Linked DNA regions of Mus musculus: regions 2, 3, 4 and 5 are each linked to region 1. Evidence: chromatin loops called from intact Hi-C (ENCODE). Cell type or tissue: heart. All regions are shown on one strand. Links, peaks and the distances in the headings refer to the core of each region. The heading gives the core; the rest is flanking DNA.

Region 1 (5,717 bases), core at 532-5,531:
AGGAAGTTTCCAGTGGTAAACGGGAGAAGGAAAACACTACAGACCTTACTTAAGAGCAGAGCTCAGTCCTGCCATTAGAGGCTGGACCAAACTACAATGGGCTCATGGCGCACTTAAAAACTCAGCCACAACTTATGGAAGAAGACCGCATTCTCCAGGGACAGACGGCCAAGGGTGCCCTCCCCAGTCTCACTTGGAGTCATCTGTCCAGTCGATGCATGTGGTCTCATCATAGGGCCCGAAATAGGTTTTGTCCAGAACAAACGCATTGAACTCTCGCTTCTTTCCGGGGGCGTGGTACATTTGCGCAATGTTGCCCTTTGTGACAACGAATTTTCTGCAGGAGAAACGGGGTCACATGTGATACTGGGGACCAACAAATAGCTGGCCAGAGACCGGTGGGTGCCCTGCATTCGACAGATGCTCTTACCTGCCATCGGGAGAGAAGGAGACGCTGTGCACGGAGCCCTTGAAGTGGAAGTGGTGGAGCACCGACCTGCACACCAAGCTGACCAGCAGAGCAGCACCCCCTGCAAGAGGCCAGAGTGACACTGTGGCCTCCCAACCCCAGACACAGCCACCGAACCCCAGACACAGCCACCGGACCCCAGATGCAGCTTGCCTGTCCACCCTAGGACGTGGGTTGCTGGAACCTGTGCTATGAAGCTGAACTTGACCCTAGGCGATGCCCTTGCTTCACAGCCCAGAGGGTGCAGGGCCACCCCAGTGCCTGCCCACACCAACATTGATTACCTTCATCAACGATGATTGCGAGGCGACCATCTGGGGACAGCCCCACGCACTTGATGTTGTATTTGGTGGCCAGAGGCAATGTGTTGGATCTGTTGCTAAGAAACACAAAAAACCCAGCCCACAGTTGGTTTCGGACACTCGGATAGGGAGGGCAGGGCCAGAGATGGACTAGCAGCTGGTTCTCCTGCTGTAGGGCCCCTTAGGCTACAGCTCGTTCCTTGCCCTCCTGGGTCGTCTTGGTATTGACCTTTTCGAGTTAAGGGTAGCACACTTGCAAAGGCTGTATGTTCTTAAATTCAGAAGTGGATAGAAGGAGAAGAAAGCAGGGTTTGACTGAGCTGGAGGCACCATTATAGGTGTCGCAATTAGAACCTAGTTTGTTTGTTTTGTTTTTTTTGGTCTGAGTCTTCTTTAACAAACAGGTTCTCATTACTTCTGAGACCCTGAGATGTTATTTAAAGAGACAGTGACACAGAAGACCTGACTAGACCCAGTAATCCATCGACAGCAGGCACAGTAGGTTATACTGCTGGCCCAGCCTACAGTGTCTGGTAACGGAGGTCTAGGACTAGCCAGCTAACTGAAGCTAATGGGAGCACAGTGGCCAGAAGAACTGGAGGGTCTTGCCCAGGCTAGAGGGGATCAGCCTACAGACGTTCAGACAGTCAAGTGCTGAGTCATTCCTAGTCAGAAAAGGAGCCACAGCACATTTGTTGGGACAAGCAAAGCTAAGCCTAATCTCAGCAGGGAAGGTGGGAACCATCAGGGCTGTTGAGCAAGGACCCAAGACAGCCTGAACTCTCCAAACCACCTGTCCTGGGGCCCTTAGAGCCGCCCCTCCCCCCACAGTAAGTGCTCACCTTTTGAGATAACCTTCCTATCTGCCACCACCCCTACTTGCTAGCCAACAGCCAAAAGGCACATGACTTTTCCTTTCCCTTTAAGAGTAATGCTGGTGTTCTAGATACTAGAATGAAAAACGAGGACCTCAGCAGGCAACTCTACCATGACCTGTGTCCTCCTAAATCCAGTAGTCCTGCAAGCCACAAAGAGGATGGCTAGCCTTCACACGGAGGATAACGTCCCTGCTAACATTGTCTCCCCATACTTACTTCTTAAGGTCAAACACAGTGACTCTATTTCCCACGGGGCTGATAACAGAATTTCCATCATGTGTGAAATTTAAGTTTCCACACCGATAAACCGTACCCAACAAATTCGAGAACTGCAAAGGAAATGAATCAGTTTTAACACAGAGAACACAGCGTCAGCTCTCTGAAATGGTGATGAGAGGCATCTGGGCATAGGTAGTAAAGTACCTGACCATAGGTGTGTCCTGCCCCTGGGCAGAGGAGGAACCCAACTTAATTCTCAGGAGCCCAGGGTTCCCTTGAATGGTACTATACTCCCAAGACAGGAAGCATTTGCCAGGCACAGAAGGGCACAGGATCTCCATTCTAAGAGAAGCTGCTTCAGTGAACAGGGCTGCAGGAGATGCTCACCACGCCCACCGTGCTAAGTATCAGTGCCCCGGTGTATCCATTCAGTTATCAAAGGCAAGCATCTCCATCCAGCAGACACAGCTGGGTGTAGAGACCCGAGCCTTGTGTTCTATGTCCACATAGAAACGGCACATAGGCAATTGGACAGATGTCCAAACACTGCAAAGCCCAGCAGAGCAGTAGGGTAGTTGCTTACTGGGATTGCCTGGGCTAACTAAGGCAGGAGTCGATCTGGGGTGTAGGTGGGCAGCTATGCAACGAGATAACACCAGGCAGAGCTAGGCTCCTAAGAGGTATGATCAGCAGAGGAGCGCTGTCGAGACTGCTCCAAGAACTGGCGGCCCTGTAGAGAGCTGGGTGTTGCTTGAAGTTTGTTGTTAAGAGCCTTTCAGCAGCTATTGCTGTGTTGTCTGGCAAGAGGAGTTTGGACAGGGCTGGGTACAGCCCGAGACCTGTTGGGTAGGAGCCCGGAGCTCCTGGTATAAACCAGGAGCAATAGATTGCGATGGGTCGACCCACTAGTGCTTCCCACAGGCAGCCGAGATGACAACGACCTCGGTCTCTCCCGCGTCCTCGGAACCTTCCATCGCCCTCCCGTTGCCCCTGCCCGGCCCGCCGCTCACCCGGTAAGCGAATTTCATCCTGGAACCACACGTGGGGTACCGTACTGCAACCACTTCCGGAATACAAACAATCTCCGGCGCTTAAAACGCGCACTTCCGGGGCGGAGCCGCAACCCTAGTGTCCTGGGAAGCCCCGCCCGTCCCTCCCTCACCCCCACTCCCGCCACCACCCTGCCTCTACGCAGGCGCTGCGTAGCGGTGAACTAGCTGAGACCGCTAGGACGGTGGAGAATGGAGCTAAGTTCTAGGTCTCCATGCAGAGCCCAGTCCGGAGCTGAGAAAGCGAGCAAATCGTCACACACTCGCCTGTAACCGTGCAAAACAAAAACAAAAACCCAAGTTCAAACGGAGTTTCTTCTTAAAACGTGTATTTTTAGAATTTTAATGCTTACACTTTAAACGATCTTAGTACAGCGGCCTTACTCTGACATTATGTTACAGAACACTGTGAAAATGGAACCAACGCCTGCAGTGTCAAGGTGCGGCCGTCACCTTTCCTAGACCCCATCCCAGAGAACAAGAGCTGCCAACTCTCTTACAGAGAAAGGTGTCTTCATGAGAAATAACAGAACTACCAACATTTTAGATCTCCCCTTTGTTTTATTCTTAATATATATAATTAGAAAACCGTAGAGAACTCAGAAATATGAAACTCAGGGGGTGGGCGGTGAACTCAAGAGCCAGACTCCACTCTAAAGGACTACACACGGATGCGGGAGGCTAGCAGTGCCGGGTGGAAGCTTTTCTGCCAGGATCAAGTCTCAAAGACCTCCCCACACATGGACTTGACATCTGCAGGCCAACTGTCAAAGGTTTACCGAAAACAGAGTTCAGAGGGCTGTAGACATTCAGTAAGTACCAAGTTCTAATTTGCATACCCAGCTCCCCAAGTTTATTAGTTTTAAACTGCACATAAAATAGGTTTTCAGAGGGTTTTAAATAAATGTTTGTTTTTTTTTTGTTTTTTTTTTTTTTAAGGTTTATGTGAGTACACTGCCACTGTCTTCAGACACACTAGAAGAGGGCATCAGATCCCATTACATATGGTTATGAGCCACCATGTGGTTGCTGGGATTTGAACTCAGGACCTCTGGTAGAGCAGCCAATGCTCTTAACCACTGAGCCATCTCTCCAGCCCCAGTGTTTATTTTCTTTAAGCATTCCTCCAATTCCTGCAAATGAAAACCACTTGGTGGTGGTGTGTTGTGGGCGTCGTACTATCCTTTATTTACTGGCTGAGTTAAAAGCAAATACCCTGGGGCTGGAGAGATGGCTTAGCAGTTAAGAGCACTGAGTACTCTTCTGAAGGTCCTGAGTTCAAATCCCAGCAACCACATGGTGGCTCACAACCATCCGTAATGGGATCTGATGCCCTCTTCTGGAGTGTCTGAAGACAGCGACAGTGTACTTACATATAATAAATAAACAAATCTTAAAAAAAAAAAAAAGCAAATACACTGAATACTGAAAGTGTTGGCTTGGTTCTCCTGGTTCTCTCTGTGCCCCTGACTCTGGGCCCAAACATGGTCCCCAGGGGGCAGCGACTCCTGAAGAGGGCTCCCTCCTCTCCCAGCTTTCTACCTCAGGTCCCACTCACAGACACCACGCCAATAAGCCCAGAGCACTCTATCTCCTATATACAAAAATACATCACTTTGGAGGACTGAGAACGTTTAATACATACAGCATCTATTTACAATCTATGACTTCCACACCAGTAAAAACAAACACACATTTATTTTGTCCTTGATTTTTGGTGCAACTTATACACAAACATTACATCAGTTAGTCTGTACTCTTAAAAATAATAAATCAACAATATGTACAATCAAATTTACAACCAAAAGTAAATGAACCCGTTGGTGCGGTATGACTGCAACCCAGTGGCCCAGCTGAGGTCCTCCAGGCCCTGAGTCCTTTACGACTGATCAGAGCACAAGAGAGGCCCCTCTCATCTTCACTCCAGATGGAGCATCTTCAGTTCCAAGACTTAAGGTGCAAAAGATGTCGATTATACAGCTACAATACATGAGCAGACTTTAAAGTGAGAGAAAACATTTTACCCCCACATCCAACAATTATAATAAATATAGATTTAATTCCAAGTGCATATGTTATTCAATCAACATTAGGGGAGTCGGGGATCCAGAACTTTTAGCCTAAGCCATCTCCACACCACACTTCCCTCCTCTCTGGTCTTCTCTGCAGTACCTTTCACGTGGCTTCTACAGATGGATCTTGTGATCTGCTGGGCATCCCAAGGCACAGAAGGGGTTATGTTCCCTCCCACCCCACCCCACGGCCCCAAAGCTGTTACTATAAAACCATAACCAGGGGCTCTGGCGTGTAGGACAGTGTTTTATCCCAGGAGGCCCACAGTTGCCCAGGGACTGGGCTTTGTGAGAAGGGCACACAGTGCCATAAGAGGACTGCAGTCTGCTGAAGATCCACCTTAAAGAAACCATGGCGGTGTATGGAAAGCCACTAGGAGAGGGCTGTGAGAAGAGACCAGACCCTCTTGGGAGGGTCTGAGGAGTTGGGGATACCAGCACGGGGCACAGGGCCAGGGATAAAAAAAATGAAAACAAATCCTGTGTCATAGACAACATGAGGTGACGCTCTACTCCACTGCGCAGCTGAAGGACACTGTTCTCTGCTGTGTCTGTAGCTAGGCAGGACTGCCAAAGTCTGGTTAGAGCTAGTGTGTTACCACAGACCACAATCCAGCCACAGTCCCTAATGCGCACTCACACCCAATCTGTGGCTTCACTGGACCATGGCACAGTCAGGTAACACTGACTTCCAGGACGTGGTCGTCTTGACTGGGAATGACCAGGAC
Region 2 (5,717 bases), core at 309-5,308, 210 kb after region 1:
GACCAGGCGCCCGCTAGAGGCAGATGCTGGAACTACACCTGGGGACTTGCGAGAAGGCCGCGTGCCCGCTGGCTGTCCCGCTCCAGGGTCCAGACCAAAGCTCCCTGCCAATAAGGAGCTCCACGGTGATTTCAGTAGGGGTGGTGGTGGTTGATAGAGCAATTAAAACATGGGTAGAGGGGAATGGTGGGTGGGAAGACGATAGGAGATACACATTAGATGTTAGGGAAGGTAGAGGAGTAGGTGGAAGGCTACAAAGATGCATGATTGATGGGTGGAGATGTCATAGCGGATGCGTGTGCAAGTCCATGGGCACAGGCTGCAGAGCTGTCTGTAGTGTGACCTTCCTGGGGACGTGTCTGAGGACTAGCTGAGGAAAATGACATGCAAAGGGAAGGAGCAGGGGTGGGGGTGGGGGCGCATTTCCAGCCAGAACCTGCTGGCAGCTACTTCAGGAAGAGAAGAAGGAGTGGTGCTCCCTTCAGCAGGGTCCTGTGGTCCTCCCAGGGCAAGGCATGGGTCACGGTATTCTGCCGTTTAACTGTGTGAGGAATCGGCTGTGAATGCTGGGACTAAAGATGTGTACCACCACTGCCCAGCCAGACTAAGGATTTAAAATTTTTTCTTCTTCTTTTTTCTTTAAAGATTTATTTCTTTTATGCATATGAGTGCACTGTTGCTGTCTTCAGACACATCAGAAGAGGGTATCAGATGGTTGTGAGCCACCATGTAGTTGCTGGGAATTGAACTCAGGACCTCTGGAAGAACAGCCAGTGCTCTTAACTGCTGAACCATCTCTCCAGCCCCAGACTAAGGATTTTTGAAAGATACTGAACTTTTAGCCAGGCAGTGGTGGGGCACGCCTTTAATCTCAGCACTTGGGAGGCAGAGGCAGGTGGATTTCTGAGTTCAAGGCCATCCTGGTCTACAGAATGAGTTCCAGGACAGTCAGGGATATATATACAAAGAGACCCTGTCTCAAAAAAGAAAAAAAAAAAAGATACTGAACTTTTATAGTGTTTGAATTTCTAAGACCATGGAACTTCTTAAGTTTGTTTTATATTGTGATGCTGATATTAATGTGTGAGAAAAAAAAAGGTTGTGGCTTAATAGTGACATTTCTGTCAAGTTGACAAAGAGTTTCTTGCCAACTTGACATAAGCTATCATTGTCTGGAGGGAGGGTGCCTCAATTGAGAAATGACCCTGAAAGGCCAGTAGGCAAGCCTGTAGGACATTTTCCTGGTCATGTAGGATGGCCCAGCCCATGTGGGTGGTGCCACCCCTGGGCTGGTGGCCCTGGGCATTATAAAAAGCAGACTGAGCAAGCAATGTGAGAGCAAGCCAGTAAGCAGCACTCCTCTGTGGCCTCTGTCAGCTCCTGCCTCCAGGTTCCTGCCCTGATGTCCTTCCTTCCCAGATTGCTTTTGGTCATGGTGTTCATCACAGCAACAGAAACCCTGAGCGAGCAGGTAAGGAAGGGGTGGGTCCTGGGTGGGTGGTCCTGCCAGGAATAGAACCTTAAGGTTTGGTCAGAGCCTGTGGGGAGGAGTCTAACAGAGAAAGGGAGAATGTGAACAGGCTAGGTTCCTGAGGTCTGGGTCCAGCAGAAGCATCCTCTCTGGGCACAGACTCACATGAGGGTCAGAGCCCACATCAAAACCAGTGGGGCAGTTAAGAAAGCGTAGAAATAGATGAGCTTGACATTTAATTCAATAGGCTCTTAATAAAGCAGGCAATCCCCCCCCCCCGCGTGGTGTGAGTGTGTGGGGCTGTTCTTGTCTTCTTGTTTGATCCCCTGGTGATCTTAAGAGAAAACCTTCAGGGCCCCAGGATAGCCTTCAGAGCTGATCCAAGCCATAATATCCCCAGCTTGGGTTTTTGCTTGCTCTGTGGCCTTCAGACATCATCCCTATTGCAATGAAAGGTGTGTGTGTGTGTGTGTGTGTGTGTGTGTGTTGTTTTGTTCGACTAGCCTCGAACTCGAGAGTCTCCTGCCTCTGCCTCTTGAGTGCCGGAGTTAAAAGTATGTACCACCACCGCCAGGTTGGAAAAATATTAAAAATAAATTACATTCAGTCCACCTCTCTGTAACTACTACAGGCTCTCAACTTGGGGACTCAAATACCTGTAGATGCAAACTGTCCAAAAGCAACAGTTTCACATTGAGTATGGTCTGCACTGAACTTGCATGTGCCTCCCCTCACCCCTTATTTCCTTTAACAAAGCATGGCAGCCATTGGTGTAGACTTTTGCCTTGTACCAAGAGTGAACATGAAGTACATAGGAAGTTCTATGGGGTTCTGTGAAGATAGTTTGGAGATTTTAGTGTTAGTTAGGGATTTTAGTGTTGGTGATGCTCAGTGTTTGTGGGGGTCCTGAAACCCACCTCCCCATCAGTACCAAGAAATTCCTTTTCTCCTGTGTGTTCATGTGTGTGTGTGTTCATGTGTGTTTGTGTTCATGTGTGTATGTGTCTGTTCATGTGTGTATGGGCTTGGGGAGGGGCCTGTTTTCTGATGGAGGTCACACAGTCAAAGAGGCAGAGCCTCTCCTGGTCCATCACCTCCTTAGATCAACTGGACTGCCCAGAAAAGAACAAGGTAGCCAGGTGAGCATCCGCATGAACTGCCACACCCAACAGGACAGGGCATGGCAAGTTCCCACACTGTGAACAGGGGGTACTGCTGGGTCGCCTGGTTCACCCCCATAGTCTGGGGCTGTATGTCGGAGGCCAAGCCGCGGACTGACAGGCGAGGGTTCACACTGGGAGCAGGGGCTGTCATTCGGAAGACCCGCAACAGGTGAGTTGCAGAAAAGCCTGGTGGTTCTTCAAACAGCTGCCCAGGCAGCTGCACTCCTGGGTGTCTCCCCCCCACCCCCCGAGAGCAGTAAAGAGGCCTGAGCCCTGAGAACAGCTCAGTGACATGCAAAGACCATGCATCACTGCACAATCCCAAGTGCGCCTGTGCAGAGCAGCCCCACCCCCACCCCCCACCGACATGACGCAGATCAGAGGCTGCCGACCCAGGGAGCAGGCTCACCAGGCGTAACAGATGTGTAACTGCTGGCGGCTGCCCAGTTCTGAGAATATCCTGTTATCTCACGAATGAGACAGTGGGTATGTGCCTTGTGACTGCTCTCAAAGCTGTGAACACGGGATTGAAGATGGCCACTTTCGCACAGATAATGTTATCCTCTGGGGTGCATGGCACTGCCTGATCTCCATCAGTCAAGATCCACAGTCAATGTTGAGGGACTTGGTGATTCTTGTCTGGAGTCAAGCAGTTACTAAAGAGACTGCAGACATAGAAGTGCTTCACATGGTGGTGCTGGCTGCAGGTCTCCCCCAGGGGAAACAGGCGTAGAACCCAGGGCCTCACTCAATTAGAACCAGGGTGTCACACCCAGTGACTGTCCTAAGCAGCTCTCTCAGAATGGTGACCCACACCACCCAATGCTGTCTCCTGTGCACTCTGGGATGTGCTTAGGCTACCACAGCGTCCAGGGGCAGAGACTGCTTAGGCACTGTCTTTCCTCCCATGACCTGGCCTCCTGCAGCCCTGGATGCCCCAGTAGTGACCCCAAGGAAGGGACAAGCCCATAGCAGCAGGGCTTGAGTCTGCTCTATTCAGAATAAGAGCCCAGTCAGGTCATGCTCAGGCTGCCAGCTGGGGTCTCTATAAATGCTGTGTACAGTGTCCCAAAGAGAGGTGGTGACAACAGCCAGGCTCTCCTGCCATGGCCCTGTCACTTCAGTCTCAGGAACCTCCTGAAAACCCTCAACAATGCAAGTCTGAGATAGGAGCACAGAGCATGAACCCACGGGCAGGCTCTATTGCAAGGGTTCTCAGATGCACATAAACTCAAAAGTAAGATGAAAATACACACCTCACCCAGGAAGTGACATCTGCTATACCCCTACACACACACACACACACACATCCAAAAATGGGAGAAGCAGCCATGTGCTGTAAGGACCCGCAGTTTATTTGTGGGCAGCCAAGGGTGGAGGGGACAGTGACCACACAGTTACTTGGTTTTGTTTTCCTGACTATGGTGGAGGGAAGCTGAGACAGGGATTTACTCTGCAACCCAGGCTGGACTCAGTCTCCAGATCTTCTGGCCTCTCTGGCTAGGATCAGGCACAGCCATAGCATATGTACAAGTGAAATGTTGAGTGTTTTTCTGAGATGCAGGTCATGGCTCTGAGGCAGGATCATGCTTAAAGGCTGGGACTAAACCAAGAGTTTCTTCCGTCCTCCTCCTGCTCCTCCCCTATAGGACGGACGCTCAGAACCTCGGCATTCAGAGGCTGCAGGAGCATGCCCAGGTATCCTGCCCCATTCCACCATGTGCCAGCCTGGGCTGTGCACCTCACTCTGCACTCTGTGATGACTGTATCCTCTTCTTGGGTTGCTGGGCCCCAGCCCCCTTTGCCCTAGCCCCGGGCTTCCTCCTCTTCCCAGGAGGACCCCCTTGGCCAGCCTTCTCATCCGTTTTCCTGTTCCTCTTCCTCTTCCTTCCTGGGCCTGGGTCTGCACTTGAGGATTCTGCCTCACTCCCCGCTGTGGACAAAGTAAGGCTTGTGAGCAAACTCCTGGGACAATATGGTGTCCTTCAGTCACGGCAGTGCCAGCACTGGGGACAGCACCAGCTATGGCTGCTGACCAGGGTGAGCTTCATCCTGGGTCCCAGGATGATCCCAGGGAGGGCTCAGGAACTGATCTCCAGAAAGACTAGCCAGAGGACAGGGTGAAGGGCCCAGACATGGAGCAGGGTGTGAAGACAGTGCAGGAAGAGAGGTAGAGATGGCTATCTGACAAGAGGGCCAGGGGCCGTACCCCCAGGACCAGCAAACATTAACTCAACCTGCTGTGTCAGAGCTGAAAGACGGTGTCTGGGCTGAGGCTGGGGCCATGCCAAGGGCAGGCTGGTGAGAAGATACTGCCCAGCTGGGACCAATATGTATGGGCCTCAGTGTGGAGATAGCTGGGCCAGAGACAGGGTGAATGCAGTGACCTTTGGCAGGGCAGATGGCAGATCCTAGGTTAGCATATGACCAGGTTAACCCCTGAAAAGACTGTCAGCTCAGGCAGGGCCACCAACAATGCACAGCAAGCCCTGGACAGTCTTTAGCAAGAGTGTCACAGGCTAGCACATACACAGCAGGAAGGCAGGGCTAGAAACCTGAAACCAACAGTTACATGGGAAGAGGCTCAGGACCACTAAGGAGACGAGGCAGACGAGGCTCTGATCAAAGATGGCAAGACAGTCAAAGAGAGCACAGGCACCAAGGGCTGAGGGTGGTCCCCAGGCCAGGTGCACTGTGGGGGTCTGTGCATGAAGGGAAGCCTTAAGCATAGGCAGGACAGGCAGGGGAGACAAGGGAGGTGAGCCAGCCCATGTGTTAATCATCACCCAGGATCCTACCTTCCTTATTCTGGGGCTGAGGTTTGGGCAAGCGCTTCTTTTTCTTCTTCCGTTCCCGCCTCCCTTCCAGCATCTTCTTGTAGGCTTTTTCAGGGACATCATCCTCTGGGAAAGTGCCTGAGAACCAGGGTGGCAGTCAGGGTGCTGAGGGGATAGGTCAGCTCCATTCTGTGTCACGGTCCCCACAGACCCAGCTCAGGGCCAGGGAAATATGGAGGCCACCTGAGGCACATGTGCTATGCCACTGTCTATTCCAGCCGGACAGTACAGGCTAATGCTGGGAGT
Region 3 (5,717 bases), core at 216-5,215, 390 kb after region 1:
ACACACACACACACACACACACACACACACACGCTTGTGAAAATGGAGAAGGAAGAAGGAGACAGACAGGAAGCCTTTACTTACCTGGGTTTTTAACAAACAGAAACATTCTTGAGTAAAGCCTAAGTAACAGTGAATGGAGAGGCAGGGGCTACACAGGGCCATATTTCTTCAGTCTGATCCTTCGAGGGCTCTTTCCTCAGCTCTCTGTCCCACTTCCACCTTTGGGAGTGTTTTTCCTTTGTTAATAATCTGCCTCTATTTCTATTTCTAGTTAAAAGTCCCTGGAATAGTTATTTTGCCCCAGGACATAAAAGCCCGGGATTATATGCTATCTGAGCTCAACTTCATGGCCTAGCACTCCTAAGCATGTGCCTGACACTCTGGGCCTCCTCACTGTTTCTCTGACCTCCATGACTAACTTAAAGGACAAGACTCCTTCTTCATTTCCTCTGGCAGGATTTTCAGCTTGCCCCTACTATTTTTTTCTCCCAAACTCTTAATAAAAATGTCTTTGGGATTCTTTCTGACTCATTTTATTAATGGGACTAAGGACCCCCAAGAAGATACTAAGTAACAAGTCTGACAGCCTCTTCTTTAGGGTTAAATGAATTAAGTGAAGAAATGTGCCAGGAAAGGCTGTGTGCTGACACAGAGTAACTAGTTCATTCTTTGTCTCTGTCCGTCTCTTGGTGTCTGTGTGTTTCTGTCTCTGTCTCAATCTCTCTGTTACTGAGGATAGAATCCAGGACCTTATAAATAAGAAGTAAGGGCTTCGCCACTAACTACATCACCAGCCCAAATACTATCTTTTTATTGGCCCTGGAAATGTAATTGAACCTAAAAGCCCCTTTCAGGAAGTATGTGGTTGATCCTTTTAATTAAGGGCTCTCACTAATAGGGCCGGGGAGGAGTGGCTCCCTGTACTGCTCCTAGAAAGAGAATGGAGTTAGGAGACAGAAGGGAGTAGGGCCAATTTGGAGATAGATGGAGTAATCCAAAACAATTCTTTTCTTAATTTTTATTTATTCACGTTACATCGAGGTTGAAGCCCTGCCCCTAGTCCCACCCTCACAAGTCCCCCCCCCCCCCATCCCCTCCTCTCCTCCTTAGAGAAGGGGAAGCTTCCCTTGGGTACCAGCCCAGCCTGGGACATCAAGTCATTATAGGACTAAGCATGGTCTCTCCCACAGAATCCCGACTAGGCAGACCAGCTGGGGGAAGGGGATCCAATGGCAGGCAGAGTCAGAGACAGCCAGCCCCTGCTCCAATTGTTAGGAGACTCACAAGAAGACCAAGCTGCACATCTGCTATAAATGGGTAGAGAATCTAGGTCCAGCCCCTGCACTCTCCCAAAACAACTCTTATGGAATGGCAGGGAAAAGCCTACCTTGTTTGATTCAAGACGAAATTGGAGGCATGCTCACAGCCAGTAAGCATAAATAATTCATACGGTAGTTTGGCTAAAAATAGTTGAGTAGGTTTTTGTGGGTACCCATGGCTTTGCCTGTGCTAGGCAAATGTTCCATCACAGAACTTAATCAGAGACCATAGTTGCTGAGAAGGGATGGCTGAACGATCAGCTTTAAACAGGGCATTTATACCATGGCTTGCAAAGGTCAGGGAACACCAAGGAAGAGGAAGTGGAAAGAATATAAGAGCCAAAAGATGGGGAGAAAGGCTGTGGAATGCTATCTTGTGGACATGACACAGCTGAAGCGATTGTGATTTTTGGTTGGTCTCTATGCACTCCTGCTTGTCCTGGAACTCACTATGGAGAAGAGCCTGGTCTTGAACTCGGAATGGTGGGAATAAAAGCACATACTATTACACTGGTTTACATTGTTAAATATCCATTGTTCAGGCTTCAACAAATAGCTCAAAACTCTTGGTTACACAGATGGTCCTGATTAAAAGCCAGTCAAAGAAAAAGACATAAATTGGAGAAAGGGATTTGTAAGACAGATCGGAGTTTGTAAAAGGTCCCCAGATGCTGGAAACCTGGAAAATGACTGAACCGGCCTGGCACCAAACACTAGGGAGTTCTCTAAACATCCTGCAAAGCCTCACAGTGGTCCAGGAAGGGGAGGGGCTTGCATATGTTGCGGTCGGGAATGCGGGTTCTGGGGAGCTCGGGTGGGGGGTGTGTCACAGTCCACGCCCGTGGAACGTGCCGCGAGATGGTTCTCGCGGGTGTGGAAGGCGCGGTGTAATGTTAGCCAATTAGAGGCGAGAGAGAGAAGCGACCAATGATAAACGTCTCTTTCGGATAGCTTTTTCAGCGAGACTCCAGTTTGGCGCACGCGCGTCTCGTTGAACTACGGGGCGCTGCAGAGCCAAGTGGGCAAAAGGGGCACCACTCCACACTCCCCAGTCACGTGACCCAGAAGCGGCAGAGTTCCACTGCAGTCAGGGACCTTTCCTATAGGCAAAGGTCATAGGGCCTTGTTTGGGGATGGGTGGAAGGGAGTTCTATGTAGTGGAGCTGAAGGCGCATCCTATTGAAAAGTGACCTCGGCTGAAGGCCAAAGGTCAAGAGTCTGGTGTGTGTGGGGAGGGTGGGGGAGCGTACCCTAGGCTGCGCGATCCGATGGGGGTGTGGCCTTACGACTCAATGATGTAAGCGCGAGGCGGGCTCTCCGCTGAGCCCCAGTCCAGCGTTGAGGAGGGTGGGTTCTGCATGGGCTCGTTAACAGATAGGTAAGTAGGAATTTCAACCTTGTTTCGGTGCTACTGCGATCGCCTTGACCTGCTGTGGCCTACTTTTAGTTTGAAGGTGGTGACGTCAGGGGGCGGACTTAGCCTCACTGGGGCGTGGCTTTAAGTCCAGTCTAGATGCGTCTGTGGGCGTGGCCTGGCAGGTCGGGGAGGTGTGGCCCAGGTCCGGCGGACGATCCTGCTTCCGGATTAGATTATAGTACTAAGATTCTGGCTCTGTGCTTTCTTACTTAGGTTCTGCCTCATGGAAACTTCTGCGGCCGCTGCATCTGCGGGAGGCTTCTTCCCCTCCTTCCTGCTCCTGGCGTTTGGGACGCTGGTGGCTGCCGTGCTGGGCGTCGCTCACAGACTGGGGCTCTTCTATCAGCTGATGCACAAGGTGCTTAGGGTAGAAGGAGGGCTAGGGGTAGGAGGAAGGCACTAAAGGTGTTTCTCCAGCTCATCCACTGTGCAGGTGTGGAAAGCGAGTCCCAGCTAGTCTAGAAGTGGCTGGTTGGGAGATTCTTTACAGAGCTCTGTCCCTTTGCCAAACTGTATATGGGCCTGGACTTTGTAACTAGTACGAGATAATGGGGAAATTGTCGTTGTCTGGACAGCACACATTCTCCGCCTACCTCCATACCCAGGGGCCTGAGTCATTTTAACAGAGCAGGCCTTTTAAACATAGTGAGATTGGTGGGCTGAAGGTAGGCAGGGGAGGGAATGGGCTCTGATAGTAAGCCCTTCTGAGGAACTGTCTTAGCATATTTCGTACCATCTTCACCAAAGTAAGTGCTATAATTTCTGTCCTTGTGCCCACAAGAGGCAAATGATCTACAGAGAAGTTTAGTATTTTCTCTAGATGACAGATTTGGGAAAAGCTGACCCCACAAGTCATACTTATAAACCACTTGTTCCATTCTGAGAAATTCTTGCCCTTACCCAGTCCCTTTTCTTCTAGACAGGGACAGTGCCACTGACCTTGAAGTATGTAGGGATCGTGAAGCTACTGAGGCTTGGATGCTCAGGGTAGTCTGTGCCAGGAGTCACTTCCGTGCTAGGCATATGGCTGCTGGCAGCATGTCAGCTGGACCTGTGCCTCACTAGCAGAGGGAGGCAATAGGCTGGATGGAGTTAGCACTCCAAGTGCCAGGCCCTGCAGGGATACTAGGAAGCAGGCACACATCTAAGCCAGGGGCCTTCTGCCTCTTGCCAGGCTCTCCTGGATTCTCTGTAGATTTAACCTCTATCTCCTTTCTTCTCAACTGGCCCAGTATCTCTGGAGCAGGCATTATAATCTCCAGAGCCACTTAAGAACATAGGCTTTATCTCAGTCTGCTACTTGGTAGGCTGGGGAGAGATGGTCACAAATTCAAGCCCTGCCTAAGCTACATAAGGAGTTCAAAGCCTCGTGAGACCTTGTCCTAGTAAAAGCTGATGATATAGCTCAGTGGTTAGAGTGCTTGTCTAACACTATCTATGCCCAGGGTTCAATCCTCAGTACAGTTTCAAAAAGAACATTTCTTCTGTTGGAGTCTATCACTTGGGCAAGTCTTGGCATTTTTAGCTGTAGGACAAAGAGAACAATAAATTTGCTAAGTCAGTGTACCCTTCTCTGAATTGGATTTAAAGTGGTATGTCTCTAACCAGAATCTAAGTTCGTCTGTCTTCTGACCTTACCCCTGCCTGTTCTTGTACCTGCTCCTGGGCTGGCCTCTGACTGTCTTGTTCCTCATCTCCTTTGACCCAGGTGGACAAGACAAGCATCCGGCATGGTGGAGAGAGTGTCGCAGCTGTGCTCCGAGCCCATGGTGTACGCTTTGTCTTCACATTGGTCGGTGGGCACATTTCCCCACTGCTGGTGGCCTGTGAGAAGCTGGGTATCCGAGTGGTAGACACACGCCACGAGGTCACTGCTGTCTTTGCTGCTGATGCTGTGGCCCGCCTGACTGGTAAGGACCAGGGACTAGCAGGACAGTGACATGGCCCCTGTGAATGAGAGGCAGGGGGTTTGGGGTAGGACGATGTTTGGGAGGATGGCATGGTTGTCACCAGCTCTTTCTTTCAGGGACAGTGGGTGTGGCAGCAGTGACAGCCGGTCCTGGCCTCACCAACACTGTGACTGCAGTGAAGAATGCACAAGTGGCACAGTCCCCAGTCCTGCTTTTGGGTGGAGCTGCCAGCACCCTGCTGCAGGTGCCTAGTCCTTAAGGGTAGGTGGGGTCCCCAAGACGGCTTCTCAAGCTTATCTGATAACTGTCCCTTGCCTTCTCTGCCAGAAACGGGGCGCACTTCAGGCCATTGATCAGATGTCTCTGTTCAGGCCACTCTGCAAGTTTTGTGCTTCTGTGCGAAGGGTACGGGACATTGTACCTACCCTGAGGACTGCAATAGCTGCTGCCCAGTCAGGCACCCCAGGTAGGTGGAGGAGGGAGCTGGACAGTAATCAAGCCCTGAAGCTTGGGGGTTGCTGCAACAGGTGCCATAGACTGAACCTCCCTACCCTGCAGGTCCAGTGTTTGTGGAGCTGCCTCTTGATGTACTATATCCTTACTTCATGGTTGAGAAGGAGATGATACCAACCAAGTTGCCCAATAGCCTCATGGGCCGTGTGGTTGTCTGGTGAGTCCTGCTATCCCCACTATAGCTTTCTTCCTTCTTTTGCCTCTTTTGTGGTCGTCTTCCTAAATGTATCCCTCTTTCTTTGTCTCATTCACTGAGTTCACATGGGCTTGGAGGAGCCAGCTCTAGGGAAAGTTTTCCTGGGAAAGTAACTCATGTGCAAAGGTCCTGAGGCAGGAGGGAACTTGGTAGGTCCAGCAAAGCAAGGCATGGCCCTTATGATCAGAAAGAGGAGATGGGCAGGCATAGAGCTTGAGAGATTTCCCTGTCTTCCTTTTCCTTCTTCTTTTCCTCCATCTCTGCCACCTAGTTATCTCTAGCTTCTCCCTTTCCTTTTTCTTGCCCCTTCCCTCTCAAATATTTAGTGGCCAGATCTATGTGCTAGATAGCAGAATAGG
Region 4 (5,717 bases), core at 515-5,514, 230 kb after region 1:
CCTGCCTTGGCTTGGACCAAAGCCCTCCTGACACCCAAGCTAGACCTTCAGCAGAACTGCATTCCTGAAGCAGAACTGTAGGCAGATACCTGGCGCTTGCCCAACTAGATCCATGAACCCTGCAGGGAACAGATGAGTCAGATATAGGATGCAGAGTCTAACTGTGCCGCCAAAACCTCATAGAGAAGCTCTAAACCCTCGGCACTTCACAATGTACCAGGGGTGAACGGAGGGGCCGTGTTCAGGGTACTAAAGCAGGTCGTGAGGGTGGACCCACCTACTCAGAGTCAACCAGAGAAGGCGCCATCCACAAGGCAGGAGGAACCAGCCCTGGGAAGCCTTGGTACTGGGACAAAAGGAAGGCAAATCCTCTTCTCTGCAAAATTCTACGCCAGCAAAGGGCTGTTTGTATGGCTCAGGCCTGGTGGCCTGGTCACCAGGTTACCAAGTGGTCACTTCAGCTTTGACTCAGCAAAGCTGCCGGTCCTTAGAGAGCAGGGAGTTCAGATCTACTGCCTCTTCTACACTCAGTTCAAGAGAGATCCTGAAGCCATGATACACATCCGAGATGCCAGGGCCCAGGGAAGTAGGAGGAGGAAGTTCCCAAGTTCGAGACCAGCCTGAGCGACACAGTAAGAACCTGTCTCCAAAAAGAGGGGTGGGAGGAGGGAGTCTCCTGAACTGAGGCGTGCACGCATCCCTCAACTTGCCAGCTTCAGTCGAATAAAGCTAAAGCCCAGCTCGCCGAGGACAGGAGCAGGCACAAGCATCCGGCTTCTCTGTCAGGACTGCCCTCAAAGCCTCAGACATGCTATGCCCCAGGGCTAGGCTGGCCTGAGGCAGGGTCTGGATCTCAGGATGTTTAAAGGCTGCCTAAGTGATTCCATCAGGTAGGTTGGATGAGGGATAGGAATGGGAAACACGGGATTTAGCAATTTAGCCTCGGCGATTCTCAATCTGTGAGACCTCCCACTTTGGAGGTCCAATGCCTCTTCCACATGGGTCACCTAGGACCATTGGAAAACACAGATATTTACATTACAGTTCATAACAGTAGCAAAATTACAGTTACAAAGTAGCAATGAAAAGAACTTAACGGTTGGGGGCGGGGGTGGGGTGGGGGGTGTGTGTGTATCCTGACAGGAGGAACTGTTTTAGAGGGTAGCAGCATTAGGAGGCTTGAAAACCTCTGTACTTAAGAGAAAGGGTGTCACTGTCATCAGCTAAACACCACGGGGATCATGACACCGGCTGTCATATGCCATACCACTGCCTTTCACTCTTTAGCCATGTCTGTTTGGTAAACTGAGGGAGGCTGGTTGGGCACTGGGCTGTGTTCCACGCCACGAGCATCCACACAGCCACCTCCCTGCAGCCTGCGTGAGGTTTGAGAGCACACTGTTGCATTGGTCCCTCTGGATCTCAGCGACTCTGGTGTCGGCAGGGTCCGGCCGGGCCTGGCTTCCGCCGGGTACTCACGTGCCTCCGTCGTGTGAAAAGCATGGACAAGCTGGGCAATGGTCCTTCCTAGTTCTTCCTGTGAGGGAAACAGGAAGCACACGCTCAGGCCCCGAAGCACAGTGGCTCTGACGGCCAACACTACCAATGCCCTCTCACTTCAAAGGACCAGCTGCCAGTTGGCCTTGGTTCCTTGCTTGCAAAAGACCTACTATGGGGCTGGAGAGATGGGTTAGTGGTTAAGAGCACCAATAGCTCTTCCAAAGGTCCTGAGTTCAAATCCCAGCAACCACATGGAAAAAAAAAAAAGACCTACTATGCAGGAAACATCACTTTCTCTATAAACAGCAGGAGTCAGTGCTGGCTATGTTAAGGGGTGGGGTGGAGGATTAAACATAAGCCCCTCAGTCCCCCACCAACTCCTGTGAGGGTTCTTCAGCTACCTTCCCAGGCACCCACCTGCTGGAGGGGCTTGTCCTGCATCCACATGCAGTAAAACAGTCCTTTCCATACTTTTAGCAGTTCATCTGGAGTGAAACCACCTGCATCACAAGAGCAACAGTGAGACTTAGTGAGCCCTGGAACCTACCTTCCCGAGCCAGGAAGGAAACATGACTGCCTGAACTACTCTTAACAATAATACGACTGGGGGCTGGCGAGATGGCTCAGCGGGTAAGAGCACTGACTGCTCTTCCAAAGGTCCTGAGTTCAAATCCCAGCAACCACACGGTAGGTTACAACCATCCTAATGAGATCTGATGCCCTCTTCTAGGGTGTCTGAAAACAGCTACAGTGTACTTATTTATAATAATAAATAAATCTTTGGGCCAGACGGAACAGGGACTGAGCGAGCTGGGCTGACCTCAGTGAGTGGGGCCAACTGGAACGAGCAGAGGTCCTAAATTCAATTCCCAACAACCACATGAAGGCTCACAACCATCTGTACAGCTAGCTACAGTGTACTCATATACATTAAATAAATAAATAAACCTTAAAAAAATATGATTGGGCAGCCAGCCCCGCCCTCAAAACATTCTCCAACAGAACTGCCATAACGGTGCCTGGAGGAGCCCCTCCCCCCAACCCTCCAGTAACTCCATGCACCAGCAAGCAGGTATCAGTCCCATAGAGTTAAAGAAACCCAACACTTTCGGGACCGGGAGATGGCCCATTGTTAATGCAGTGATTAATTAAGCCAGTGTCAGACCAAGGAACTGTAGCTATACTATGACATTTCGGAGATTAAATGGTGAAAGTTATTCATTCCGGCTAGCAAAGGACATCACCACCATTTAGCGAGGCGCATCCCCCAAGTTGGGGTGCTCTGACTAGAGCGTGAAAAACTGCGCTGAGACACTTCCCAAAGCATACAGCCATGACCTCGGCCAAACCACCGCTCAGGGAATCTATAATTTGCATCCGCGGAGGGATATCCAAAAGCAAAGGACATCGCCACCATTTGGCGAAGCGCATTCCCCAAGCTGGGGTTCTCTGACTAGAGCGTGGAAAACTGCCTTGAGACACTTCCCAAAGCATACAGCCGTGACCTCGGCCAAACCACTGCTCAGGGAATCTATAATTTGCATCTGCGGAGGGATATCCAAGAGACGCGGAGGCTGCTGAAAGGGGTCGCTCACTGAGGACCAGAAGCACAGAAACCGCTCTGCAAAAGGACATCCTGGGAACGGGGTGTCGAGAACACACCTTTAAGAACACGGGACACCAGTAAAGGCCGGCGGAAGAGCACCAGCAAGCTACAGAAGGAAGAAAAGCGGGCAGACCGATCGGGTCAGCCTAAGCCAGTAGAACAGCAGACGAAGGCCGGATCCTGCGGGGCCCACGCAGCGGAGCTCGCCTGCCCTCCCGCCCGCGTACCTGTCGCCCGCTGCGACCTGGCCTCGATGTACTTCCGCAGCTTCCGCAACGCGCGGTCCCGCGTCACCTGTTCATTGCCCGCCAGGCGCTGCGCCAGCTGGATCTCCGGCGGGAGCGGCACTCCGGGAACCATGGTGAGGAGAACCCTGAGACCACGCACTCGACGCTTCCGCTGGGGCGCTCGAGTGACGACACGCGCTCGTCACCACTGAACGTCACACTGAGGCGACACAACCCAGCTAGACGTCAAACGTCCTGGACGATGCTGGCGTACGCTACCGCCTCTCAGTGGCCGAGAGGCGCAACTGCACCCTGCAGGGAGGAGGATGGTCTGGTGTAAGCCTAGGGCATCTCTGATTCTTGAAAAGGTTAAAGCATTGTCTTGGGTTCGCCCTCCTCTTTACTGCAGCAGGAGTGGCTGTATTACAAGAAGATCGTGATGTGGCCCAGCTTGTCCTCAACTGTAACACTTAGCAGGACTGCGTGGAGCTGCCCTTGGCTCAGCATCCTGAGCCATGTTGGGGTGTGGGGTGTGGGTGGGGGGAGGTTGGGTGTGTGCATGAACCCTGCAACGCCGAGAACTACGAGCTTTACCCGAAACACTTTACCTGATCCCTAACACCTTAGTCCTCAGGGAAATCCACCCCACCAAGCCTCTTGTAGAGCATCCACTTTCCTGGAAAGAGAAAAGCAAGAAGGCTGTCAGGATCCAGATTATGGGACAGGGTGCAGGTACCTATCATGAAGGTAGGCAGGCAAATACACTATAGAAAGCACAGTGAGTGTGCAAAACTTGAGTGTGCCCTGGTTCATGAAATGTGTGGTGACAATCGTTTGGGACACTATTGGGAAAATTTTTCCATATAGCCCAAGAGCTGAAATGTCAAATTAGAATACAAAACAATTACAGGTTTCATTGGTGTGCCCAAGACCACCAGAAGTCTGATGACTTGCTGGGGGAAATTTCCAAGACCAGTGGACGTTTGGACTTAGTGGTACCATAACATTGCCAGTTCGTTGCTACACCATAGGCCAGCTAAGCCCAGGATTAAAGTGTCAGGCAAGGAAGGTGGCTGTATTTGAAAAGCTAGATGCTGGAAAAAATGGGAGGGATGGTTGTTGAAAGTCTGACTGAAGAGGAATAAGCAACTGGGGTGGGAGAGGGCATGTCTAAGCACTATTACAGGAACATAGACAATTCTGTATTTTCTATAACATCAGAATTTACTGAATAACAAAAAATTTGATAGACTACATCAATGTTATGGCCACGCTTTTTAAAGTCAACCCAGTTTCTTTGACTTAGGCAAGCTATCTCTTGTTGCTGTTGTTTTATTTATATGAGTACGCAGTTACTGTCTTCGGACACACCAGAAGAGGGCATTAGATCCCATTACAGATGGTTGTGAGCCACTGTGTGGTTGCTGGGAATTGAACTCAGGACCTCTGAAAGACCAATCGGTGCTCTTAACCGCTGAGCCATCTCTCCAGCCCTAGGCAAGCTATCTTAAACTACTAATATTAATGGTCAGACTCTACTTACACATCACACAGTAAATATATCCACCTATACATATGTGTATATGCCAAGTCCTGCTAGGCTTGAGTACTGAAACCCCAACTGGGAGAAGTAAAGAAATACAGGACAGACACACAGACAGAAAAGGTGGGCTCAGCTTAGGTGTGAGCACTCTGATTGGGACACTCACTACCATTGCAACTTGGAACCTCAGGTTGTTTATTATGTACCAACTAGGAGGAGGAGGATCTGGTCCTAAACATCCAGTCATGGATGCTTTTTAAGTCTACAAGTCTCAAGCACAAAGATGGTAATTAGTGCCTTAGTTAGGGTTTCCATTGCTGTGAAGAGACACCATGACCAAAGGCAACTCTTATAAGGACAACACTTAATTGGGGCTGGTTTAGAGGTGCAGAGGTTCAGTTCATTATCATCAAAGAGGGAACCTGGCAGCATCCAGGCAGAGACGGTTCAGGAGGGGCTGAGAGATCTACATCTTCTTTTTTTTTTTTTTTTTTTATTAGTTGGCTGGTTTGGGATGTTTCTTTTTTTTTTTTTTTTTTTTTTAAAGATTTATTTATTTATTATATGTAAGTACACTGTAGCTGTCTTCAGACACTCCAGAAGAGGGAGTCAGATCTTGTTACGGATGGTTGTGAGCCACCATGTGGTTGCTGGGATTTGAACTCTGGACCATCGGAAGAGCAGTCGGGTGCTCTAACCCACTGAGCCATCTCACCAGCCCGAGATCTACATCTTCATCTGAAGGCTGCTAGAAGAAGACTGGCTCCCACATGGTTAGGAAGAGGATCTCAAAGCCCACCCCCACAGTGACACACTTCCTCCAACAAGGCCACACCCACTC
Region 5 (5,717 bases), core at 331-5,330, 59 kb after region 1:
ATCTTCCAATGAGGGGCACGCCTTTAATCCCAGCACTTGGGAGGCAGAGGCAGGCGGATTTCTGAGTTCGAGGCCAACCTGGTCTACAAAGTGAGTTCCAGGACAGCCAGGGAGGGCTACACAGAGAAACCCTATCTCGAAAAACAAAACAAAACAAAAACAAAAACAGAATCTTTCAATGATGGCTAAAACCTACCAAAACTTCTATGCAGTCCCAAAACAATATTAAAATAACTCAGGAACATTTTTGAGCAAGACTTGATTCTGTCTCCCCCCAACCTTTGAGGACTTTCCGTTCCTCTCACGCCCCTAATCTAGCACCAGTCACTGTCCAGAGGAAAATATGAGGCTGGGAAGATAAAACAGCTCATAAAATGCTTGCCCAGGAAGCATGAGGACCCAAGTTTGGGTCCCTAGAACCCACGTGACAATCATGCTATGGTCACAGGCTTGTAACCCCAGCAATGGGGAGGTGGATACAGTATAATTTCTAGAGGCAGACTAGCATAACTGGTGAAGCCCGGTGTGATGGTTTGTATATTCTTGGGCCAGGGAATGGCACCATTTGGAGGTGTGACCTGGTTGGAGTAGGTGTGTCACTGTGGGTGTGGGCTTAAGATTCTCACCCTGGTTGCCTAGGAGTCAGTCTTCCACTAGCAGCCTTTGGATGAAGACCTAGAACTCTCAGCTCCTCCTGTACCATGCCTGCCTGGATGCTGCCATGCTCCCACCTTGATGATAATGGACTAAACCTCTGAACCTGTAAGCCAGCCCCACATTAAATATTGTTTTTATAAGACTTGCCTTGGTCATGGTGTCTGTTCACAGCAGCAAAACCCTAACTAAGACACCCGGGGTTCCAGGGAGAGACACTGTATGAAGAAACAAACAAACAAACAACAAAAAGTCCAGGAAGACAGCTCAGGTGGACCAATTCCTGAGACTGATCTCTGTTCTCCACAGGTGCACAAGCCTGCACATACACCATATATGTATACACACACACACACAATGATAAACATGAGCTCTGCTTTTTAAAGTGAACTCAGACTGGCTAGGTGAGTGTTGAAGGAGATCTAAAGTATGAATTTTTTAATACGATAAAACAGATTGTTTGGGGAGCAAACACTAAGAGAACCATATACACAGTATTGACGTGTTGTGAAGAGTGAACTGGCCTTTGGGTAGATTTCTGAACTGAGTTCGTTAGCTTCTCCTTTAAAACATAACAAGATAAAGAAGGAATAAGGTGGAACCAGGATAAGTGCTTGCCAAAGCTGCAGCCCCAGAAACATAAAAATGCCACTGAGTGTATACTAAGTCAGATTTCCTGAGTGTCAAAAAAAAAAAAGCCTTTTATTTTAAAGAGATTGCTTTTACATTTCTCTAAAACGACTTTGTTTTCTGAAATTCCAGTGAAGAGCTGTGCCCTCCAACTTGGGGACACCATCAGCACACTTTCTTATGATGCTACCCCAAAGCCATGGGAATCCCCCACCAACACCCAAACTCCAACAGGCCTACAGGAAGGCACCCTGCAGCTGTCCTGCACACAGGAAGGTAAGACATTAAATAGCACACATTTCCAAGTACTAGCTACCAGAGTAATTAACCCTTTCTCCTTAGCCACAGCCGATGCCGCTGAGCTTGCAACTTTACCTTCAGCAGGATGCTGATAAAATGTCTATGGCAATGAAGATGCCAATGTTCAAAGCTAAGGGTCGGGAGATGCAGTCAAGTAAGTGGGTGTCCCTGTGGGTTCTAAGTACTCATCCAGAATTCCTACTGTGCACAGTACTGGGGGAAAGTTCTCAGGACCTGGAACACATTGAATCCAACCATGAACAGGGTGCAACTTCCCTGAGGGGATCAAGGAGCACCCGGGCAGGGCGGGGCAGCCTCCAGACCAGCTCTGCCACATCGGTCCACCTGCCTGCAGGTGAGGTTTGGCAAGCCTCTCAGTTGCCAAGCATTCTGGGAAGAAAAAAAAAAAAAAACAAAACACACACAACTAACTGCTGAACTATGCAAGTCTCCCAACTTTATGGGAGACACATCCATATCCCTGAGAAAGTTAATCTAGCAATAAAGAGATGTAAGTCTTTAAATATGAAATGTCTATGCGGTTACAGGAAGGAACTGGGAGGAGCCCATGTATCCAAGGGCCCAAAGGAGAAAACAGAGCAGGGTGTGCTGGAGACCTTGGGAACCCTGGGGCCTAGCACCAGGTTTTGCAAATATGCTTCCTGTTTAGAAAAAAGTAAATTCATAAGGTCAAGCACATACTGAACTGCCAACAGCCACGTATCACACCTGTCCTTTGAGAGACAGCACCGCAAAGCTGTCAAAATGTTAACCAACCCGTCCACACTTCCCATGAGTCCATAGTTTGCAAAACTACTCCGTTCTGAAATTATGCTTTAAAATGAGGGTTTTCTTTTTCTGTAGCAGAGAAACCAATCTTTGTGTGTGAGTGTGTGTGTGTGTGTGTGTGTGTGTGTGTGTGCATTCAGTGGGAGAAGGAACAAGTGCGGAAGGGGATGTCCGAGCGGGAACTCGCTGGTGGAGCAGCTCTGGAAAGTGCCTATAAGCACAGGATGATTGGACCAGACAGAGCTGGGTTCCTTCCTAAGCCTGGCCGGCCACCTGCCACTCCGGCTTGACAGTCACTAGAGGAAGAGCACCTGCGCTCTGCGGAGAGCTGGGCCTGCCCACCGGACTGCGGTCAGCGCGCAGGAGAGCCGACCCACGGGGAAGGCCGGCCCGATCCCTAGCAGCACTGACAGTACAGAACGAGCTGCTCCGGAGACCGCCCAGGTCAGGACCCAAAGCTTGGCGTCGGCTGCACAGCGGGTCGGAGGTCACCCGCGGAAAGGTCGGAGGTCGGCTGTGTCCGCGTAGATGGGAGCTGCCAAGCCCGGCCGCGCCCCCCGCCCGCCCGCCCCGCCGCACTTACAGGTGACGATGGGCTTGTTCTCCATGGTGTAGACCACCGGTGGCTGTGGCTCCTCAGGGGCGTCCATGGGCGTCCGGCGTCACCGGCCCGGCCCCCCGCCCGCCATGGGCACCCGAGGCAGCGCGGGGCCCGCTGAGCCCGCGCCTCCTCGCCGCCGGCCCCCGGCAGCTCCTAGCCGGCCGCCCGCCGCCGCCGGCCGCGTCCACTTCCGGCCCCGGCGCCGCCGCGTGACCACTTCCGGGGCGCGCGACTTAAAGGGGCGGGCCTCGCCGCCGAATGCCCTCCTACGAAAAAGGCCGCGTGCCGGGCCGCCCGGCGGTGCAGGGCGGGGCCGCTGTAGCTGTCAATAGCGGGAGCCGCCTCTGCCTCGGTTCTCAGGCAGCTGCAGAGGACAGAGGGCGGCGCACGTGCCTGAGCTCCTTGACCCCACCTTCTCAATGCCCAAGCTTGGTGACCCTTGCTTGGTCTCATCAGACCTGTCTAAACTGGATTCTCCTCGGCTTCGCACCTGCAGATGCTCCCTTACCCTCATCCTCGCTTCTACCCTGTGTGCCCCCACGTCACGTCTGGCGGAATTCCCGTTATCTCCGAGGGAGCTTCCTCCTTTCCGGCTTCTGCAGGATGCCTTGGGTCGGTTTTTACATCTGGGCGAGCTCAACTGTGCAGTGCCAAGCTGAGTCTCTGCTTGCCTGTTAACACGGACTTGCCAAGTGTGCTGACTCAAAGCGAGGCAAGATCGAAAGTGTTCCACCCACCCCGTACAACTCCATGTGCACCCGCTGGCACGCCAGCTTCCCACTGTCCTTTCTGGTTTTGTGAGGTTTTTGTTTGATTGGTTGATTAGGTGGTTTTACTCGTATGAACCACCACATAGGTCGTTTCCACCTGCGTCAGCCTTCAGCACTCTTTCCCTTGGCTCCCAGAATGCTCCCTATGTCCCACCTTCATCAGTACTGGTCACCTATAGCTGGTACTGCTTTGAAGCCGCTAGGTATTGTGAATGTCGCAAAATCAAATATTGCTTTGAACTGAACTCGGCGCAAGTAAAGCAGGTCTATGGGAGCTTTTGCAAATGGGATTCAGTGTGCAAATGGAATGTCTGAGCATGACTTGACTGTTGGGGAGCATGTTGGTTTGGGCTTTCAGGCAACTGATTAGGGCAGTTGAAGCAGGTGGAGACTGCCAGGCACAGGGGTTCTCAACCTGTGGGTCCCGAGCCTTTTGGCAAACCTCTAGCTCCAAAAAAAATATTTACATTATGACCCATAACAGTAGCAAAATTACAGTTTATGAAGTAGTAACAAACTATTTTTATTTATGTAATAATTTTATTTTTACTTCTTTAATATATTTATTTTGTTTATTTAATATTTTTCTCTAATATTTTTATTTTTATTTATTTAATTTTTAGTTTATTTATTTAATTTTTATTCATTATTTAATATTTTATTTTTATTTACTTAATATTTATTTTTTATTTAGGAGGGTCACAGCATTAGAAAGGTTCAGAACCACTGGCCTAGAGAGAGCACAGCAAAGCAAGAATAGGGGTCCAAAGCCTCCGTGGACGTGCCAAAGGTTTTTCACCCCATCCAGCTAAGCGTTTGTGAGATGTCAGCACAAAGAACGAAGCTCTCACCTCAAATGGAATAAGAGATGGTGTGCTTCGGAGCCAAATTTGAGTGCCCGCCACCCAGGGGACAAGGATTTTGAGGAATCCTCTGAGGCCTCCTGAGTGGGTAACCCCAGGTTTCGTGATCCCACATGGAAGCACTTGAAGCTTTATAGTTGCAGAACATAAAAAGTCATAAATCAAGACAATTTAAAATACATTGGTGAGTACGTCAGAGAGGCTGTTATAGCTAGAAGGTGGACTCTCTCCTGTTGGCCTCAAATACCATTCTTAGCTTTGGAGGTGGGAAAGCTAGTTGTGATGGTTTCTATACACTTGGGCCAGGAACAAGGGGTGGCACTATTAGCACATGTGACCTTGTTGAAGTAGGCCTGTTACTGTGGGTGTGGGCCTTCACCCTATCTACCTGGAAGTCAGTCTTCCACTAGCAGCATTCAGATGAAGATGTAAAACTCTCAGCTCCTCCTGCACCATGCCTGTCTAGATGCTGCCATGCTCCCACCTTGATGATAACAGACTGGACCTCTGAACCTATAAGCCAGCCTCAGTTAAATGTTGTCCTTTATAAGATTTGCCTTGGTCATGGTGTCTGTTCACAGCAGTAAAACCCTAGCTAAGACACTAGTGGTCTGCAAAGTTAATAGATTCCAACACTTTTTTTTTAATCTATTAGTCACAGAGTGTTAGTTCTGACACTGGGGTGGGCAATGAATGGATATTTAGGGGCTGACACTAGGCTATCATAAAATAACTAGCCTCTAGACCTGCAGCCTTGTAACCACTCCACCTCAATGTCGTTGTGATTAGTCACTCAATCTTTGCAGACAAACCTCCTTTCCAGGAATTCTGCTTCACAGGAATGGGTGGCAGTGGGGCTTGTCAGGAACAACAGGGACACTCAGGCCAAACAGTACAACATTCAGCTGAGACACTATAGTAAGGACCGTATCACCAGCCCACAGGCTCCCTCTGCAAAGTGATAGAAGGACTTCCGACTTTACAGGTAAGTCTCTTACCCCGATTCCATAGCAACCCTTTAACAGCTTAAACTCAAGTCTTAGCCTAGGGACTGTATATCTCAAAGGCTGTGGCCAGGCCTGGTCTTAAAGCCAAAACTTGTCAGTCCCT

What was found. Peaks named below come from ENCODE experiments on the same cell type or tissue, not always from the same donor. Only the 100,000 strongest peaks of a DNase experiment are listed, where the experiment ranks them.
Region 2: a loop joins it to region 1, with 2.7 times the contacts of the local background. A loop is called at or near these places in 13 of 42 quality-filtered maps.
Region 3: it touches region 1 in a loop (3-fold over the local background); 2 of 42 quality-filtered maps call a loop at or near these places.
Region 4: a loop joins it to region 1, with 2.7 times the contacts of the local background. A loop is called at or near these places in 7 of 42 quality-filtered maps.
Region 5: a loop joins it to region 1, with 9 times the contacts of the local background. A loop is called at or near these places in 6 of 42 quality-filtered maps.

What each region holds. Positions count from the first base shown.
Region 1 is chr10:78,182,193-78,187,909 of GRCm38, forward strand. It overlaps Pwp2 (PWP2 periodic tryptophan protein homolog (yeast)), which reads right to left and starts at 2,957. Exons shown (of 21, transcript NM_029546.2): 1 at 2,879-2,957; 2 at 1,866-1,978; 3 at 754-848; 4 at 431-530; 5 at 194-337. The coding sequence starts at 2,896. Trappc10 (trafficking protein particle complex 10) reads right to left here. Exons shown (of 23, transcript NM_001081055.2): 23 at 3,230-5,717. The coding sequence ends at 5,664. In heart, for the core only: a CTCF peak has its summit at 3,092; a DNase peak (open chromatin) is centred at 2,979; H3K4me3 peaks cover 1,754 bases; H3K27ac peaks cover 1,520 bases.
Region 2 is chr10:78,396,418-78,402,134 of GRCm38, forward strand. It overlaps Rrp1 (ribosomal RNA processing 1 homolog (S. cerevisiae)), which reads right to left. Exons shown (of 13, transcript NM_010925.2): 12 at 5,433-5,549; 13 at 3,945-4,567. The coding sequence ends at 4,377. Among named protein-coding and RNA genes, the nearest start is that of Mir6907, 9.3 kb to the right of the region's middle. In heart, for the core only: no CTCF peak of the experiment used is centred there; a DNase peak (open chromatin) is centred at 3,084; H3K4me3 peaks cover 836 bases; H3K27ac peaks cover 940 bases.
Region 3 is chr10:78,572,135-78,577,851 of GRCm38, forward strand. Ilvbl (ilvB (bacterial acetolactate synthase)-like) reads left to right here and starts at 2,857. Exons shown (of 15, transcript NM_001359302.1): 1 at 2,857-3,097; 2 at 4,448-4,649; 3 at 4,766-4,893; 4 at 4,977-5,115; 5 at 5,208-5,319. The coding sequence starts at 2,963. In heart, for the core only: a CTCF peak has its summit at 2,353; DNase peaks (open chromatin) are centred at 2,317, 2,817 and 3,777; H3K4me3 peaks cover 2,154 bases; H3K27ac peaks cover 2,083 bases.
Region 4 is chr10:78,409,487-78,415,203 of GRCm38, forward strand. Rrp1 (ribosomal RNA processing 1 homolog (S. cerevisiae)) reads right to left here and starts at 3,557. Exons shown (of 13, transcript NM_010925.2): 1 at 3,334-3,557; 2 at 1,918-2,000; 3 at 1,480-1,537. The coding sequence starts at 3,466. In heart, for the core only: a CTCF peak has its summit at 3,628; a DNase peak (open chromatin) is centred at 3,525; H3K4me3 peaks cover 1,795 bases; H3K27ac peaks cover 1,434 bases.
Region 5 is chr10:78,241,480-78,247,196 of GRCm38, forward strand. Trappc10 (trafficking protein particle complex 10) reads right to left here and starts at 3,166. Exons shown (of 23, transcript NM_001081055.2): 1 at 2,957-3,166. The coding sequence starts at 3,023. In heart, for the core only: no CTCF peak of the experiment used is centred there; DNase peaks (open chromatin) are centred at 2,872 and 3,232; H3K4me3 peaks cover 2,107 bases; H3K27ac peaks cover 1,471 bases.